Regions from separate parts of the Homo sapiens genome. Here region 2 is linked to region 1. A link is a loop called in an ENCODE intact Hi-C map of the cell type or tissue named here. Cell type or tissue: Panc1. All regions are shown on one strand. Links, peaks and the distances in the headings refer to the core of each region. The heading gives the core; the rest is flanking DNA.

Region 1 (10,270 bases), core at 809-8,808:
ACATCACATGTTCATAGCATTTTTTTGAACTTTAGTTTTCTCTTCCATAAATAAAAAATTACATGATTCTTCTAAGGATTAGATAGGGCCAGATTATACATTAAGCACACAGTGGATGTAATTCTCTCTTATTCCACAAGTTGTTTTTAAATATGATAATCATTTACACTGAATTTTGAATTGATTTTACAGGTGTGCTCCAAAAGATCAATGCAAAAAAATCCATACTTGGGCCAGGCACAGTGACTCATGCCTGTAATCCCAGCACTTTGAGAGGCTAAGGTGGATTGCTTGAGGAGTTCAAGACCAGCTTGGGCAACATAGTGAGACCCCATCTTTACAAAAAATAAAAAAAATTACCTGGGCCTGGTGGCACACATGCCTGTAGTCCCAGCTACTTGGGTGGTGAGGTGGGAGGATCACTTGAGCCCAGGAAGTTGAGGCTGCAGCGAGCCATGATCAGAACACTGCACTCCAGCTTGGGCCACAGAACAAAACCCTGTTAAAGATATAAAGAAATAAATAAATAAACAAATCCATGCTTACTTCAGCTTTCCTGAGCACATGTGAGGCTGCCCTTTCATTAAAGTCTATAATCTATACCTGAAATATCTTTACCTTTTTGTTCAGTACTGCCTCCAACTCATAGGAATGCTTAATTAACTGCAGACCAAAACCAAAACAATTTAAACCTTATAATAAGCAAAGGGGAATTTAAGAAATTACAAAAATTCTTGAAAACGACAAGTACTAATTATCCCTAAAATTTCTTACAGTCTTCTTATTTGTGTTATCTGTTTTTTGTTTTCCAGCACCATGCTGTGCCTAACACAGTGGGTATGACTTGAAGGAGCCCTGTAAGTAGGCAATTTGCTGCCCATCTCATGGAGGGAAAAGGTGAAGAACATCCAACACTATTTGCAAAAGTAGATTCTTGCAGCCTGAGATGAATTTTGGGTCCCACTGCTGCTAGAACCAATAGAATCTTTAGTCCCTTGCAGACATCCCCTTTTTCTCTCTGAGCACAAACCACAGATGGGCCGCTCCTCAATCTAGGTCAGAATCATACTGGCCCTAGATCTGTGGTCACCTTGTTTTTCTTTTTTGATAGATGTTAAGGGTCAGAGCATCTTAAGCTAATACTTGATCTTAGTATGTCTTCTGTTCTTTTTGATTTGCCTCAGGAATATTCTTTAGCCAGAGGCGTATGTGAGTTTTTTTTTCAGGTAGAGTTCAGCTATTTGAACAATTGATTTAAACTAGTGTGTGAACCTCTTCTCACTAATGGCCAAATAGCCCATAGTAGCAGCAGGTTCTTCCAAATTTGAAATGTTTGCTTCCTTTAAAATCTCCAGCATAATTCTCATTTTTGGTCTGCAGGGAATGGTTCCTAGAGTTCTCAGCTCAGCTGTCTATCAGAGACAGATGAAATACCATGAATTCAAGGAGTCTCTGACTATTGCCTCTTTTAATTATTTCTCTGCAATGGAAAGTAAAAAGTCTATTATTAGGTGACAACTGATTCAGGTAATCAATTGGATGCTAAACTATCCCATACACAACAGGAAACTTACATGGTCTCAACTTATCCAGTCACAAATTACCAATTAATTATAAAAGGAAAACTAGTAACTTTATAGGGGAGCAACCTGGCAGACAGCACCTTAATTGAGTGATCAAAGTTAACATCACCAATAATGGGACTGAGTGGAGAAAACTCAAACGGTTTTCCTCTGCTTTCACACTACAACAACACAGAATATTTCTGTGACCAGATGTGTGGGTTCCCCCTCTCCCTGCCACACCAAGGAGTTCTGTAGCGGACACCAGCTGGATATCCTCTAATTCAATTCAATTCATTTCTGACAGTATCTTCCTGGAGATCCCATGATTGAGGGCTCAGTCTCCAAGACTGCCTCCCACTCCCCACTTCAGATGTCAGTCTCAAGTCCTAGGTTGTTTTACCTGTGCTTCTGACAATTGGTTATAAATTGGGGTCTCATGACCGCCTCCTCAGATTTGGTTAATTTGCTAGAGCAGCTCACATAACTCAGGGAAACATTTACATTTACCAGTACACTATAAACGATATTACAAAGGATATAGATGAAGAGATGCATGTGCTGAGGCATGGGAAGGGGATGTGGATGCCCTCCCCAGGTGAGCCATCCTCCAGGAGCCTCTATGGTTTTGGCTACCTGAAAGCTCTCTGAACCCCGTCCTTTTGGGTTTTTATGGGAGCTTCATAATATAGGCACTATTGGTTAAATCATTAGCCATTAATGATCAACTTAACTTTCCTCTACCCTCCTCAGAGGTGAAAGTCTCAACCTCCTAATCCTGCCTTAGTTTTTGCAGTGACTAGCCCCCATCCTGAAGCTACCTAGAAGCTGCCAACCATCAGTCAATTATTAGCATACAAAAAGACTTTGGGGATTCTAAGGATTTTAGTTGTATGGGTTGGAGATCAAATAAAGCATATACTTTATAATATCACAGTGACAAATAGTCATCAAGTGCCTCCTGATGAGAAATACTGCTAAGAACAACATGAAACTTATATAGTATTTCTGCCAAAAATACATAACCTTAATGAAACCATGAGGACAGCTCAAACAAATCTAGAGGGAGGGATGAAGCAAAATGGCTGAATAGAATCCTCTACTGATCATTTTCCCAACAGGAACACCAACTTTGACAACTATTGACACAAAAAAACACTTTCATAAAAAACAAAAATCAGGTGAGTAACCAATACCTAGTTTTACCTTCATATCGCTGAAAGAGGTACTGAAGGGGGTAGGAAAAACAGTCTCGAATCACTGATATCACCCCTCCCCAGTCCCCTGGCAGTAGCTTCATGGCAAGGAGAGAGAATCTGTGCTCTTGAGGGAGGGAGAGCACATTGAATTCAGTGTTGCCCTGTTACAGTAGAAGGCAAAACTGGGCTGAACTCAGCTGAAGCCTACCTACAGAGGGGACATTTAGACCAGCCCTAGCCAGAGGGGAATTGCCCATCCCAGCAGTCAGAACCTGAGTTCCAGCAAGCCCTGCCACTGTTGGCAAAAGTGCTCTGGGACTTTAAATAAACGTGAAGGGCAGTCTGGGTCATTGGGACTGCAGTTCCTAAGCAGATCATAGTGCTGAGCTGGGCTTGGAGCTGGCAGACCTGGAGGGCATACAACCTACTGGGACACCAGCCAGGGTGACTAACGGAGTGCTTGCATCTCTCCTCCCCCAACCCCAGGTAGCACAGTTCTCAGCAAAGAAAGTAAGTCCTTTCTTCTGCTTGAGGAGAGGAGAAAGAAAAGTAAAGAGGACTTTGTCTTGCATGTTGGACATCAGCTCAGTCATAGCAAAATAGGGCACTGAGCAGAGTTGTGAGGCCCCCTTTCTAAGCCCTAGCTCCTGGATGACGTTGCTAGATGAGATCCTGGGCCAGAAGGGAACCTTAGGCCTTGAAAAGAAAGACCCAGTCCTGGCGGCATTCATCTCCCGCTGACTAAAGAGCCCTTGCACCCTGAATAACCAGCGGTGATAACTAGGGAGTATGCCATGTGTGTTGGGCTGTGAGACATGCTGACTTTAGTGGTGACCCAGCACATTCCCAGCTGTGGTGGCTGCAGTGAAAGACTCATTCTGTTTGAGAAAAGCAGAAGGAAAAGTAAAGTGGACTTTGTCTTGCACCCTAGATACCAGCTCAACCACAAAGGAGTAGAGTAAAAAGCAGGCTTTTGGGGTCCCCGCATCTAGGCCTAGGCTGCTGGACAGCATTTCTGGACCTTCCCTGGGCCAGAGGGGAGCCCACTGACCTGGAGGGTGAGTCTCAGGCCAGGTAGCATTCATCATAAGTTAACCGAAGGTAACCCTTGGGCTTTAAGGGGACATCGGTGGTAGTCTACTCCAATCAGTTGCAGGCTTTAAGAGAAAAAGACAGAGGTACCTCATAGAAGAGAGAATTCTGGCAGCAGACGCCCTTTGGACTCCAATTCTTCCTTGCCAGTCTTCCCTGAGTCTCTAGCCTGCTTGCCTACCCTGAAGATTTTGGAAGTTATAACCCCCACAACTGTGTAGGCCAATGCCTCACAATAAATCTTTCTCTTTCTTGACACAGACAGACACACACACACACACACACACACACACACACACACACACACACACACACACACACACACCTATTGCTTTTGTTTCTGGAGAAACCTGACTTACATAGTTCTCTCAACAGGAATAGCCTTGCCAGCAAGACAAATGTACACACCCAGTGCTTAGATGGGCTTACCTGGGTGATTCCTCTTTTAATCTACTTCCGTAGCCAATCAATATCTCCCTTTCCTTTTTCTGGATACATTCATTCATCAGCTATATTAATATAGTTAATAAGGAATAGTCAACTGTTGCTTACTTGTCTTGGCAAGAAGTCTGTCTTTCGAGTGACTTGACCTATAAATTGACTATATGTAAACACATAGTTTACCTCTTTAAGGACAATCTTATTTACCCAATATTCAAATTCTTGTGAGACCATCACTGCAGCACTTTGTACTAATGACAGTAGAAAGTAAATTAATGTTTTACTTATAGCTGCATTTGAAGTTGGTATACCAGACATTTCCTAGACATCAATGGCTAGTCCAATTGTGTAAGATGATGTTTGGGAAATCTCTTAAGCATTGTTCTTCCTTGTAATTATTTCACTTGAGCTTAGGTATCCTGCTGTTGTATTATTTCCATGTGCCTGCATTTGCATATTTCCATTGTGATAAACATCTGCACTCATCTTTACTTTCTTTTCTCCTGTCTTAGAAAATGAAGTGTCCCTCCTACTGCTCAACCCACTGCCATTTGCCTTTTGCCTTTTCCCCACCTAAAGACTGAAACGATCTTTACTGAAATAATGTATTAAAATTGCCAAATTCACTGGAGTCTTGTCAATCTTTATCTTACCAAATCTCTCTTTATTTCTGATTGTTGAACAAACACTTTTCAGAACTCTATCCTTTCTGCTCTTGGCTTCCCTGACATTATTTATTCTAATTCTAACCACATATGCCTATAAGCCCTGGACAATTTTATTATTTTCCTTGATAGGCTCCTCCTCTTTTGCTGCCAAATCATTAATCATGATTTGTTTCTGTCTTCAGGCACTGCTTTTCTCTCTTTTTCTCCTCATGTTGGATGACCACTAACATGTTTTTTATTTATTTATTTACTTTTTTGGGGGGAGACGGTATTATTACGGATTTGAGTTTTATTATTACTCAAATCCGTCTCCCTGAGCGTTCGAGGACAGGAGTTTTTAAGGACAACTTGGTGTGTGACAGGAAGCTAGTGAACCGGGAGTGCTGATTGGTCAGGTCAGAAATGAAATAACAGGAAGTCGAAGCTGTCCTCTTGCACGGAGTCAGTTCCTGGTTGGGGGCCACAAGATCACATGAGCCAGTTTATCAATCTGGGTGGTGCCAGCTGATCCATCAAGTGCAGGGTCTGCAAAATACCTCAAGCACTGATCTTAGGAGCAGTTTAGGGAGGGTCAGAGTCTTGTATCCTCCAGTTGTGTGACTCCTAAACAATAACTTCTAATCTTGTGGCTAAATTTGTTAGTTCTACAAAGGTAGTCTAATCCCCAGGCAAGAAGGGGGTTTGTTTTGGGAAAGGGCTGTTACCATCTTTGTTTTAAACTATAAACTAAGTTCCTCCCAAAGTTAGTTCCGCCTATGCCCAGGAATGAACAAGGACAGCTTGGAGATTAGAAGCAAGATGGAGTTGGTTAGGTTAGATCTCATTCGCTAAGTTATAATTTTGCAATGGCCGTTTCAATCCCTCCCTGTGGGTTTTATAACACTTTAATCTCAAGATGTTGGCTAAACAAGATGAGAAACAGGCAGAGACCACCCTAACTTCTTCCTGCTGATCAGGGGCATAGTGGTGGTAGGCGTTGACCCCAAGGTAAGAGGAGTGGAATGTCTTTGCCACTGTCTGAGCATACTCACTTAGGCCTGGCTGTGGTTCCAAGGCTTGCATGGCAAAAACGTTAGTATTGTCACCTATAGTTTTAGCACCACATTTAAAGGAAAAGCATACTATAAGATAAACAATGGGCATGAGGGTAAAGAGGGCAATTCCCAGTTTTAAAGTAAAGATTTGAAAACATTAGTTTGGGGACTTGTAGTCCACAAAGAATTTAGGATTTATTCCAAACTGCAGGGAAAAAACAAACAAACAAACAAAAAACAACCCAAGAACAGCTAAGAATGTATATTATAGTCTTTTTTAAGCACAATTTTTCTCTCTCCAGTCCCCATTTTTATTAAAAGCAAGTCATGATAGGATTGATTCATTTGCAAACTAAACTTCAGTCTTATACTTGGCCTGATTATTTGTATAAAGTACAGCAAGAATAATTATTTTTCACATAGGCTCTTTAATATTGGCTTTGCTGAAACTTTGTTCTATAAGGAATCTGAGGTTGTACTTTTTTTTTTTGAGACGGAGTCTCGCTTTGTCACCCAGGCTGGAGTGCAGTGGCATGATCTCGGCTCACTGTAACCTCTGCCTCTCAGTTTCAAGCAATTCTCCTGTCTCAGCCTCCTGAGTAGCTGGGATTACAGGTGCGCCGCCACCAAGCCTGGCTAATTTTTGTATTTTTTTTTTAGTAGAGACGGGGTTTCACCATATTGGTCAGGCTGGTCTCGAACTCCTGACCTCAGGTGTTCGCCCACCTTGGCCTCGCAAAGTGCTGGGATTACATGCATGAGCCACCATGCCTGACCAAAAAAAAAAAAAAAGTACTTTCTAAAAGCCTTGAAGCCCAGCTACAGATTTATCTATGCCTGCAAATGCCTGTGAACTCCTCACTTTAAGGTCCCAAGATAACCTGGGACTTCTGGGCCTATCAGAAAGTGACATTCCTCACTTATCACAGGTCAGGAACCCTGTACAGGGACTGTGTAGACAAGGCATGAGGCCAGTTTTCCTGAGGGGCTTTTATTGGCTCTATAAGTCCACTTTGATTCCTTAAAGAATGAATGACATTTTAGTGAAAGCCTTGCTAAAATAACCAGTTTCTCCAATTGTGTCCTGTTAGTAAAGAAGACAGATTCTTATTGCACTTATGCAAATAATCATACTGCCATAAGTTGAGAATACTCACAGAAAGTTTCTAAATCCTGAAGAAATCACAGAGGGAAAGCAATATGCTCCAAATGTTGTTCCCAGGAGTACACTTTACTCACTTGTTAAAAGTTGCAAATAGGTCAAAAGAAATAAGTTCTCTTGAGTCTGAAAACAAGAGGATTAGCAATGTTTAACACATCAGCTCTCCATGAGAGTCCTAGAAATTCCATTTATTTCCTCTATTCCAATAGCACAATTTTTAAAGTTATCAGAGATCTGCACTTAGAGTCCTATATCTGATTATAAACCACCTTTTGAAAAGGACCAAAGCAAGACAAAATGTCTGTGGATGACAAAAGTTTTAGGACAGCCACTATTAAAGCTACAATTGACTAGGAATTTTGGTTGCTTTTGTGACATACAACAAATTTACATAACTATAGCTGTTAATAACGTACACTAAATCATATCAAAATTATTGAAGTTTCCCATAATTTTGGAACACGTTCTAATAACATATTTATACAAATACAGCCCAAAGAAAGCCAAGCACCATTTCATATTTGACAATGCTTCCTGTATAATTTTTATACCAAATAAGCCAAACATATCATTTTTGAACTTCTGGGGACCTAATGTCTAAAGGATTAATTAGGTCAGAAAATGACATACTATATAATTTGATTTTAGAAAATCTGTCAACTATCAAAGGTTTAAAACACTGAATATCACAAAATAGAATAACAGGTTATTCATTTATCCAAAGTGGTAACTCAAAAAAATTTTTTTAAAAGGCAAAAACCTTTACTCTGATAGAAGAGACTTAGTTTTCCAAACAAGACCCAGTGAAGACAGAATGAGGCCAACTGAATGTGTCTCTTCTCTCTCCTCCCCTTTTTTCCTCTGCCATTTACCCAAAGGGGCAAACAAAAACCTTTCATTTTCTTTTAATATTACATAAAAATCTTTTTTGAAAGAAAAAACCAGATTTTTTGTTTGCTTTAATGCATCTTTAATGCTAAAACGAGTTTCTAAATAAAACTTTGTAACCCTATCCAGTTTTAATTAGTTTGACTGCTGGGCACAGTGGCTCATGCCTGTAATCCCAGCACTTTGGGAAGCCAAGGTGGGTGGATCACCTGAGGTCGGAAGTTCCAGACCAGCCTGACCAACATGGAGAAACCCCGTCTCTACTAAAGATACAAAATTAGCCGGGCATGGTGGTGCATGGCTGTAATCCCAGTTACTCAGGAGGCTGAGGCAGGAAAATTGCTTGAACCCAGGAGGCAGAGGCAGTAGTGAGCCGAGATCACGCCACTGCACTCCAGCCTGGTGACAGAGTGAGACTCTGTCTCAAAAACAAAACAAAACAAAACAAAACAAAACAAAACTAAACTAAACTTAGTTTGACCATAAGGTAAGATTTTCATAAAGTTTTTGGAACCCTTTACAATTTTTCTGTTAAACAGTAGAACAATTTTCTAAGAAAACCCTGTTATTCAGACACATGGGCCCAGGTTCTGGCCCTGCATTAATGTGCTTGTACTTTAATGTTCAACCAATGGAAAAAAATTAAATTATCCCCTTAAAATCTTAGCCAAATTGCTCATATCCACCAAACTTTCTTTCCAAGACCAATCCTTCACAAACCCTTTTCACCTTGCTTAAACCTTCAGTTTTGTCCCATTACTCTTTTAGGTTAAGACAATCTTTAAAACCCTCTGAACTAGACAAAATTACATTTTAACAAAAGCCACATTCCCATGCCTTCTTATAAGCTTTTACCAAAAACACATTCTACTTTCCTTATGCACCTTGTATGTAAAACTGTCTCTTTAGTAGTCTCAATTGCATGTTACAATGTTAACTTTTAACAACTTTTATTTTTGGGGAAAACCTGATAAGTAAGCTACTTTAATTATGTACTAGGTGTGGAGCCTAGGATGTCAGACAGAAATGAAGATAAGGTTTGTCTCTTTCCAGCATAGCCAGGGGGCATGGTTAACTCCACATGTCCTCAGGCCTCATCTAGAATCTAATGCTCTAAAGGAGGTAAATGGAACAATTTTCAAAAGTCAAAGAAGCAGTTTATGACCTTAAAGCATTTAGCAAATCTGATATCTGACCTTAATTTAGACCAAATGTCTACATTTGGAAGACATTTTCATTTTGTCAATAATCTTTAAAACTGTCTTTATTTCCAAAAGATTACTAAAGTCACATGAACAAAAAGGCATTAAAGTTTCTATTTTTCTGACAAAATATTTGACTTAAGTGCTTATTTTTCTAAGCCAATTAATCAGAGCTCTTTTTATATAAACACCACACACATAACACATATTAATACATAGACAGAAAGAGAGAAGATTCAGCACTTGTAAGATTTTTCATTTACCTGTTTCTGTTTCTTTTCATTTTTTTTTTTTTTTGAGACTGAGTTTTGCTCTTGTTGCCCAGGCTGGAGTGCAATGGCACAATATTGCCTCGCCGCAACCTCCGCCTCCCAGGTTCAAGCGATTCTCCTGCCTCAGCCTCCCGAGTAGCAGGGATTACAGGCATGCACCACCACATCTGGCTAATTTTGTATTTTTAGTAGAGACGGGGTTTCTCCATGTTGGTCAGGCTGGGGGGTCTCGAGCTCCTGACCTCAGGTGATCCACCCACCTCAGCCTCCGAAAGTGCTGGGATTACAGTCATGAGTCACCACACCTAGCCCATTTAGTAGTATCTTAATTGGATTACTGGCTTCAGGGTAGAGCCCTTGGAGGAACAGGGTCAGGAAAGTATGTAGTTTCTAGAGCCCAATAAGCAGGCACAGCTGGAAGGCAAAGACAGATCCCCAAAATTAAGGGTGCCATTTTATACTGGATCCTGGATACCCCAAAAGGAGGGAAATACTATGGGAGAAAATAGTGCAGTGCTTCTACCATGCATTTCATTGCAAGGCAACCCAAAGCTAAACAGTCCATTTTGTAATCAGCTCATCCTCCATTGGAGTCTCTTTCAGTGGGGATTGGGGATGTTTCCATATATTTTAGGTGGCTAAGAGCATGCTTCTCTAATTGAAACATCAAAGAGCTGTGTATCCCCCCATAAATGCCATTAGCCATCCCCAAAAGTATATTTCCTGCCTAGTTAGTACACACCAAGTTTC
Region 2 (10,270 bases), core at 794-8,793, 570 kb before region 1:
TTCTGGGCTCTCCATTCTATTCCATTGATCTATGGGTCTGTTTTTATGCCAGTAGCATGCTGTTTTGATTACTATCTCTTTGTTGTATATTTTGAAGTCAGGGAGTGAGATGTTTTCAGCTTTATTCTTTTTACTCCAGATTGCTTTGGCTACTTGGGATTTTTTTGTGGTTCCCTAAGAATTTTAAGATTGTTTCTTCTATTTGTGTGAAAAATGTCTTTGGAAACATGGAATCAACCCAAATGCCCATCGGTGATAGACTGGCTAAAGAAAATGTGGTACATATATACCACTGAATATTATGCAGCCATAAAAAGGAATGAGATCGTGTCCTTTGCAGGAACATGGATGGAGCTGGAAGCCATTCTCTTCAGCAAACTAACACAGGACAGAAAACCAAACATTGCATTGTTCTCACTTATAAGTGGGAGCTGAACAATAAGAACATGTGGACACATGTAGGGGAACAAAACACACTGGGGCCTGTCAGGGGGCGGGGTGGGGGAGTGAGAGCATTAGGAAAAATAGCTAATGCATGCTTGGCTTAATACCTACGTGATGGGTTGATAGGTGCAGCAAACCACCATGGCGCACGTTTACTTATGTAACAAACCTGCACATCCTGCACATGTACCCCAGAATTTAAAAATAAAAATTTAATTAAAAAAAAAGTCTTTGGAATTTTGATAGGGATTACAGTGAATCTGTAGATTGCTTTGGGTGGTATGATCAGTTTAACAATATTCTTCCAATCTGTAAACACAGGATATACTTTCATTTATTTGCATCTTGAATTTCTTTAATCACTATTTTATAGTTTTCAGTGTACAACTCTTTTACTTTCTTGATAACACTTTTTCCTAAGTATTATTTTCGATGCTATTGTAAATGGGATTGTTTTCTTATAGTTTGTTGTTACTATACAGAAATGTCACTGATTTTTATATGTTGATTTTTGTATCCTGCAACTTTACTTTGTTTATTAGTTCTGACCGTGTGTGTGTGTGTGTGTGTGTGTGTGTGTGTGTGTGTGTGAAGTCTTTAGTGTTTTTTCTTTCTTTCCCTCTTTCTTGCTCTCTCTTTCTCTCTCCTTCTTTTCTTTCTTTCCTTCTTTTATTTTATTTTATTTCCTCTTTCTTTCTGTCTGTGTGTCTGTCTCATTCTGTCACCCACCCGAGCTGGAGTGCTGTAGAGTGATCATGGCTCACTGTAGTCTCTATCTCCTGGGCCTAAGCAATCCTCCCACCTCAGCCTCCTGAGTAGTGGGGACTACAGGCATGTGCCTCCAAGCCTGGCCAATTTTATTTATTTATTTTTTAATTAAGACGGGTCTCACTGTGTTGCCCAGACTGGTCTTGAACTCTTGGGCTAAATTGATCCTTGTTCCTCAGCCTCCCAAAGTGCTGGGATCACAGGCATGAACCACCATGCCTGGCCAGGTTTCTATGCAAAAGACCATGTCATCTGCAACCAGAGACAATTTTACTTTTTGCTTTCCAATCTGGATGCCTTTTATTTCTTTTTCTTGCCCGATTTCTCTGGCTAAGACTTCCGGTACTATATTGAGTAGAAGCGGGGAGAGTGGGCCTCCCTGTCTTGTTCCTGATTTCAGAGGAAAAGTTTTCAGATTTTTATCATTGACTGTGATGTTAGCTGTAGGCTTGTCATACATGGCCTTTATCTTGTGGCGGTACACTGGGTCTGCTGGAGCCTGGGGTGGTGGGGACTGGTCTCAAGCCTGGGCCCACAGGGGCTGACCAGTGTCAGGGTCTGCAGGGGTGATCCTGGCCCTGGGTCTGTGGTAGTGGGCCTTGAGCTGCAGGGGCTGGCCTAGCAGCTGGGGCTGTGGGACCCAGTCTGGCACCAGGCTTCCCTGAGGTGGGCCTCGTGCTGGGATCTGAGACACAGTCCAGAGCTCACTTCCTTGCCCTCATGAAGGGTCTCTCTCTCAGTGTTGTGCTGCCCAGGCTTGAGGGAGGGGCAACACAGGAAATGTGAAACTGTCCTTTCTACCTTCTTCAAGGCATCTTTTCTTATTTTTATGCTGTACCCAGGTGCTATAACCTCTCACCTGCATTCTTTAACTCATGTGATGGTATTTTTGTGTGGGAATAGTTGTCCAAATTGATGTTTCTTGTGAGGGATGAATGCTAGAAAGTCTTATTCCACCATCTTGCTGGTGTTCCTCTAGAAGAAATTTTTAAAAGTATTTCAGTGAGCTACCATTTTCAAACCCAATACATTGACTAACAGTAAAAAGAATATGTCAGTGGCAAGAATATGGGAAAACTGGCATTATAGGAGAGAAAAAGTAATATCTTTTCCTCACCTATTGCAAGGTTCATGGGTGACATTCTTATAACAAAAGACAGATCACAAATATACAGCTAGGTAGAAAGAATAAGTTCTAATGTTTGATAACTAAGTAGGGTAACTGGGGTTAACAACAATAGTTGAACAACTATTTTTCAAAATAGTTAGGATTTGAAATGTGCCCAACACATAGCAATGATACTCAGGTGATGAATACCCTTAAATACCCTGACTTCATCATTACACATTCTTTGCACGTAACAAAATATCACACATACCCCATACATGTGTACAAATATAATGTATCCAAAAAACCAAAAACAAATCTAGGATATTAAAAAAGATAGATTAATAAGAGAAGATTACAATAAATTTATTTAATCAGTTTTATATGACACAGGATCTTTCTGTAATGAAGACCCAAAGACCCAGGGGAACTTAGTCTGTATATGTTTATGCTTAGGCTCAGTGAAGAGTGGACAGTGCATAAAAGTATCATTGGGCAAAAGGGGCTATAATCTAATGGTAATAAGCTGGTGGGGGGAGCTTAGCAAAGTCTATTTGTTCAGATTCTTCTTGGCTTCTTGTGTAACATTTCTTCCCTCTGAGTATAGGGAGGACACCTATTACTTGAAGGTCTTCAGGTGAAAGAAAGTCAGAGAGACCTTTCTGCTTCTGTGGTTTTCATGATTTCCTTCAGCTTAAAATACACAGTATGCCAATGTGCCACAGTTTGTGTTGTCAGTTTCTGAAATGGACAGCATTCATCTATCCGAAAGGCAGAAGCAAAATGGGTACCTTTCTGGATGGAAGTTAGGTGGTGTAAACCAACAAGCTTAAAATATACTTTGACCCGAGAATTTCACTTTTATGGATTTACATTATAGAAACAATTAGAAAACAATAAAATAAGATTTATGTAAAGATCACTATTCCATCATGATTTAAAATAGTGAAAAAATGGAAATAAATGCCTAAAGAGAAGACTGGTTATACTAATAATTTGATATCTATAGACTAAAACACTAGTTGCTAAAAATCACACTGCAGACGAATACTTATTGGCATGAAAAATGTTCAATTTATTGTTAAGGCTACACATTTTATGTGAGGTGTGACGTTATGAAATACATTCTTGTGTGTATGCTGCAGCATATACAACAAAGTTTTTCCTGATAGTGAAATTGATTTCTTTTGATTATCTTTTGCTGTTCCTTTCATTCCAGAAATTCCATTTGTCTGCACGGAGCATATATTACATAGTAGAAAGAAAAGATAATTTTTAGTAATGATAAAAAGGAACAAAGTAACCCCAATTCAGTACACTAGCCAACTAGTCAGAAATAGACTAGAGATCCCATAGTTATTTTAGACTATAAATTTAAACAGCTTTGAAATAAAAGGTAAGTTCTTGAGCTTACCACAAGGCCCTGTTCTCCCTTCCTCTTTGAGCTCTCTGTTATCTCTGCATCCCTTTCCAGGAGATGTGGGTGACTCTCCTCTGTTCCATGCACCAAGTGCTGGTCCTGATGGAGAGTTAAAGTCTTGACAACATAGCCAATCAAGCACAGGAGGCACCTTCAGCCACCTGCACAGAGATGACAGATTGCCCTACTTTAGGCCTTCACATTTTGGAAGCTCTATGTTTAAAATCTGTGCCTGCTTCCCTGCCCTGTTATTTATAGGTATTGCAGGCAGAACCTTTCATACTGTAGCAAATGAAGAATTATTAGAGTCAGTTAATTAATAGAATTTATATAACTAGCTGCAAGAAAAAATACTGAATGAGAAACTGCAAATCAACAAAGAAGTGCTTATTACTTGTAAAGAAACTGATTACTCAAAGTCAAGATATACATCAACTTTTAGAGGAGATTTCTCAGGTAAGAGGGAGGAAAACATCCCATTCTTTTCCTCTCCCTTGGAAGTGTTTTTTGTTTTGTTTTTTTTTTAAGGTTTTCCTAGAAGATATTTTTTAATTAGTAACTTCATCAAACGGTCAACAAGCATTGTCTTATTTGTTAGGGTCACTAGTTTGTGCCTTTGTATTCTATGGTCTGGGTACAAAGGATTCCCTAAAGCCACTTGCAATGATATGTTGTTATATACAGCAAAGGAGTACAATAGACGAAGAATAAACAGAGGAAGTTTTCTTCACTCTGAATTGTTTAGTGTTAAAATAGCACACTAAATAATAGCAGCTGGTCCTGCAGTGATAGGAATTTACACTTTTATGTTGTGCCCCATTTTCAGGTCTATGAGAAATCTGTGTGTAACTGGGAGATATGGACCTGGGTACTCTTCTGTTTGCTAGGCACTAGGGATGGCTGGCACAAAGTCCTCTGGAGTGTTACGTGGGGCTCCTGAAATCAGGGTTAAAAATTGCTAGCCTAAGTTATGCAAAAAATATATTCACAATAACAACTTGAGTTTGTTTAAGGAGGCAACATGTAAAAAGAAGAATCTGGAGCTAGCCCTGGTTCAGATCCTCACTTTCTTATTAGAAATGTAGCCTTAATCTCTACGAATTTCAGTCTTCTCAGCTGTAAAACTAGAATAAAATTATGTATAACAAAATATTTATAAAGTGCATTGAGTTTTATAATGCATTTTCAAATACATTAGCTTATTTATTCCTTGCAATTATCCCAGGAGGAAGATATTATCCCTAATTTACAGTTGAGGAAACTGAGGCTCAGAAATGGAAGTGCTTTGTCCTAAATCACACAGAATAGGGACACTTATCTTCTGATTCACAATCCTATGCCATTTCCACAAAATCATGTAAAAAAAATTGCTAAACAATCAATAGAAGAAATGGATTAAAAGAAAGATAGGTAAAATGCCCATCATCCAAGCACGCTCCTACTGTTGACTACACTTGTAGGTCCAGTCTGGCCTGTCATTTGCCCACCCCTGGGCTGCAATGCCTGTAAACTGAGCCATTCTCATAAACATCCCAGAGAAAAGTAGTAGTTAGCACACTGGTAAAGGCCTCTCTCTGCTTAACCCCAGCAGCAAGTCTGCCTGGACTGAGCTGAGAAGATGGTGGGAAGACTGCACAGGATGCCTTCTTCCTCCATGACCATGAAGGTGGCTCTCTACTTGCAGATGTGAATCAACTTAATCTAAATTGGTCAAATCAATTAGGAATCTCTGATTCTACCGGTAGGGAGCAGATTTTACACATCAGCAGTGGAAAATGCTCTCAATTAACTTGTGAACAGAAACTGGATATAACATGAAACTAAGGTTTTAATCTGAGCTACTGTGAAATTTAAACAAAGTAAGAACAGATTCCATGAAATTGACTCTGTCTTTGTGTACTTCTGGGCAGTTTCATGATGCTAGTCTGGATCATTAGCTCACTTTATTCCCTGTGGGGTCTTCTCACCCTCCACTGGATAACTTTTCCGAAAGCTCTGCCTGGTATTATAATTCAAAAGCTTTGAGAAACATGAAATTTGTGATCTGAGATTTTTCTAGTTATGTAATGATAACCCTCTCATTTCCATTGATAACCCTCTCATTTCCATTAAAAAATGTTCCAAAAAAACTTGAGGAATAAATTTTGTGACATGAGATCACATAAAGACTGGATTGTTCAAAGAATTAAGTGTTCATATCTCATGTCTAAAATTCCTCTACTAGAAATAATCCTCTAGATAGCGTCACAATCAAAAGCTTGAGTCTCAAAGTAAACGGAACCGGGTTTTAACCTCAGCTCTAACTGTGGGATCTCAGATGAGACATTTAACTTCTTTATGTGCTCGGTTTCCTCATCCGTAAAATAGTGACAATAATTGTACTTATAGAGTTATTATGAGGATTTAAATGAGATAATGTATATAACATGTTTAGTAACTCCTGGCAAATAGTTATTCAAGATTGTTACTATTGTCATGTTCATCAAGTTCTTATTCCCTCTCGTGTGCTAGACACTGCACTCACCATCAGGATTGCAGCTAAGGGTAGACATGGTTCTTCTCAGGAAGCCAAGCTGACTAGTGTCTGGCAAGTAGTAAGTGCTGAAGAACAATTAGCTTTTTTTTTTTTTGTCTCTGATAAAACAGACCTTTTTTTTTTTTACACTTTAAGTTTTAGGGTACATGTGCACAGCATGCAGGTTTGTTACATATACATGTGCCATGTTGGTGTGCTTTTGTTAATAAACAACACAATGAGAGGAGTTACTAAGGAACCCAACTTTAAGCAGGGGTCTTCACCACAAAATGAGCTTCCCACCTTAAAAGGTCAATTGATTTGGGGTCATATTCTTAATTTATAAAACATTCCAACGATTTCATTATAAAGACAATCATCAACAGAAAAACAGTTAAAGGCTTTGGACACAAAATTTGTAGAAGGAAATATAAATAGTGAAAAAATGAATGCATAAGGATGATGTACAAGTAAGTTTCCTATGCTTTCTAATTTTATGAATTTTTCCAAACTTTCTGAACATGTGTTACTTTAACAATTATTTTTAGATTATTATTTCCATAGAACTAGGACTTAAAATACCTATAAATGAAGAAGACAGGATCCTCCTCTACAATCCTCCAGTTATAAGCATCTGTTGAAGTTTTGTCATAATCTTGCTCCAAAAGAAAAGACCTGTAGGAGTTATTTCAAAAACTAACTCTTGGTAGTGCTTCTTGTAGGTAAAGAGAAAGTTAAATCCTCACTGTTAAACAAGGAAGGGAAAGAGAAGGTTTGGTTAATGGCCACAAGACTCTTCACTGACAGTCAACTAGGTAGGGATGTCAGTCATCATCCCTACCTAGAGATGATGAAGTCATCATGACTGCTTCCTAGAACGAGTCTTAATTCTATTAAAGTTTATCAGATAATTGCTTATCCATTTTTATCAGAGAATGCATATATTTCTTCCCAGAATGAGGTTGTAAATTAAATCAGACCCAGAAAGAGTTTGGGACAACTTTTCTTTCCACATCTTCCAATTTTCCTTTTCTTCCTCTAGTTCTTATTTCTATGATGGGTCTTCCTCCCTAGTGAGCTACCTGATCCAGAAACCTGGAAGTTAATCTCTCCTTTGCACTTTCAGGCCCAATCACCAAGTCCTGGGTCCCATTTGTTAAATAAATCTCTCAGTTCAGTTCCCTCCTTTCCAAAGCCCCCAACCACAACTTTAGTCTAGGCCCTAACCAGTTATTTCACCCTCGGACTCCTGGGATTATTTCCTAATCAGTTCCCAAGCCTCTGAGTCAAAACAGCCTGGACGAATATAAATTCATTTTTTCTATATTATCAAAAATATCCCTGACATTTATTACATATTTCTCGATTTCCCAATTATAAAAATTGTCACTTCATACTTCAGTCACATCTGTATTTAATATTATTTTTCACGAGTTCTTTTAAAAGATGACTTTTGGGCTATGCATAGCGGCTCACGTCTGCACACTCTCAGCACTTTGGGAGGCCAATGTGGGAGGGTCATTTGAGGCCAGGAGCTTAAGACCAGCCTAGGTAACATGGCAAGACCCCATCTCTACAAAAAGTAAAACAATTAGTTGGGCATGGTTGCACGAGCTTGTATTTCCAGCTACTCCAGAGGCTGAGGCAGGAGGCTTGCTTGAGCCCAGGAGTTTGAGGTTACAGTGAGCTGCAATTGTGCCACTGCACTCCAGCCTGGGTAGCAGCCTGGGTGGCAGAGTGAGACCCTGTGTTCCAAGTTAATCTTGGTTAAGAGATTCCTCATTCTCTGACTGATGAGATTCCCAAGGGGATTCAGGACAGCTGAGCTCCTTCTGGACTATCTGTCTTTAGGTAGATAAGGGGAGCTCAGAGAAAGCCTCTGCCTGCGTCTTCTGTTCCCCAAGTGCCCCCTAGTTTGAAGTAATCAGCATACCAAAGCAGCTGGCATATTCCGGGGTGGCATTTCTTGAACTCCTTCAGGCCAATAACTTTGTTTTTACTTACAACTAAAATCATCCTAATTGATATACTCTCTCTCCAGCTTCCCTCCCAATGCATAACCTGAATCCCAAAAATAAATTGAACATTTTATGGAAGCCCATAAAAGCAGAGGTTTTTGAGATTTTTCTAAGGAAAATAGGAACATCAGTTAAAGCACTTAATAACATTTATTAACCAAAACTAAATTATTGCTACAATCATAATGGCAAGGGAGTAACCAGAAATTTTGAGGTGCAGCTCTTGCAAAATACAAGGAAATTCACAGAGAAGGAGCAGGATGCTTGTTGCATATTAATGGCTCTTTCTGAGGTAGGAACCTGCAGTAAACCGCCTCCTGGCTATATGTGGCTTATCTGTAAGATGTTGTGAAATACTCCCTCTACCCCTAACCCCAGCTCCAACCTCCACCCCTTCCCTGAGCTTCATCCTAGATGCAGGGGCTAGCATGAGGTGGGGTTCTGTGATGAGGTGAGATGAGTGTTTTGCACATGACTTAGTAATTTTTAGGAGTTGAAAATTAAATTACTTTCAGGCCACCTCAAAATATCCCTGAGTCAAAACACCTGCATCCAAGTAGCAGCTTCAAAATGCCAGGTATTCTTTGCCTTTTTCTGGCTGGCCTTGCCTCATTAACTTAGTTTCCATTCAGCCTCCCGAGGAATTTTTATAAGATCTGATCTAATCATGAATTTGTTTAAAAATCCTTCTGGCTTCTGTTTTCCTTCCTCCCACCCCATCTGCTGGCTTCCTAGCTCTGGTTATATCAAGCTACACACAGTTGCCCAAATGAGCATGAGTCATGCCTCCATGCCTGTGCAAACCCCTTCCTCTGCTCAGAGGCTCATTTCCTGCACCCTGCCTGATGAAGCCCTTATCTCGGGTGGTATCCTCTGGGAAGTACTCCGTGTCTCGCAGGCAGGGGTTAGTTAGCCATTTCCTGCTCTGGGCTCCCACAGCATTCTGTGCTGATCCTCTAATATCACACTTATGCCTTCAGTGGAATTACTTACTCTCATATTTGTCTCTCTTGCTAGGCTGTGAGTTCCTCAAGGGCAGAAGATGTGTCTTCTTTATCTTTATAGCCCTTGAACTTGGCGTGGTACATCACAGGGCAAGTATTCAATAAATGTCGAATGAGTGAATGCACGGATGAATAAATGAATAATAAATTGATAAGAGAACCCAACTATAATAGGATGATAACACTGGGGCCTCTTTCATAGCTACACAATTTTCAATTTGTTCCTGTGAAATTTGATGTTGCTATGGTTTTCTACCTTCTACTTGAGGAAAAGGGAAGTTTGTGTTGTCCTTTTGGGTTTGGGAAGAAAGTTCTGATCTTTAGTCGTACTTGTATGTCATGATACGTCATTGCCTAAACTTTAAGGATTTCAATCTGATTTAGATGGAAATTTCCTGGATACTAAATGAGAGAATCCATGGAAAGTGCATGCCACACACAGGCATTAGAAACATTAGCTCTTATCAGCCGGACGTGGTGGCTCACACCTGCAGGCTCTTTTTTGGTTCCATATGAACTTGAAAGTAGTTTTTTCCAATTCTGTGAAGAAAGTCATTGGTAGCTTGATGGGGATGGCATTGAATCTATAAATTACTTTGGGCAGTATGGCCATTTTCACGATATTGATTCTTCCTATCCATGAGCATGGAATGTTCTTCCATTTGTTTGTGTCCTCTTTTATTTCCTTGAGCAGTGGTTTGTAATTCTCCTTGAAGAGGTCCTACACATCCCTTGTAAGTTGGATTCCTAGGTATTTTATTCTCTTTGAAGCAATTGTGAATGGGAGTTCACTCATGATTTGGCTCTCTGTTTGTCTGTTATTGGTGTATAGGAACGCTTGTGATTTTTGCACATTGATTTTGTATCCTGAGACTTTGCTGAAGTTGCTTATCAGCTTAAGGAGATTTTGGGCTGAGATGATGGGGTTTTCTAAATACAAAATCATGTCATCTGCAAACAGGGACAATTTGACTTCCTCTTTTCCTAATTGAA

Evidence for each region. A loop is a pair of places that touch in the nucleus more often than their neighbours do. Peaks named below come from ENCODE experiments on the same cell type or tissue, not always from the same donor. Only the 100,000 strongest peaks of a DNase experiment are listed, where the experiment ranks them.
Region 2: a loop joins it to region 1, with 5 times the contacts of the local background. A loop is called at or near these places in 2 of 110 quality-filtered maps.

Annotation. Positions count from the first base shown.
Region 1 is chr4:98,159,519-98,169,788 of GRCh38, reverse strand. No RefSeq gene overlaps it. Among named protein-coding and RNA genes, the nearest start is that of STPG2, 21 kb to the right of the region's middle. In Panc1, for the core only: no CTCF peak of the experiment used is centred there; no DNase peak of the experiment used is centred there.
Region 2 is chr4:98,727,442-98,737,711 of GRCh38, reverse strand. No RefSeq gene overlaps it. Among named protein-coding and RNA genes, the nearest start is that of TSPAN5-DT, 74 kb to the right of the region's middle. In Panc1, for the core only: a CTCF peak has its summit at 5,492; no DNase peak of the experiment used is centred there; H3K27ac peaks cover 5,352 bases.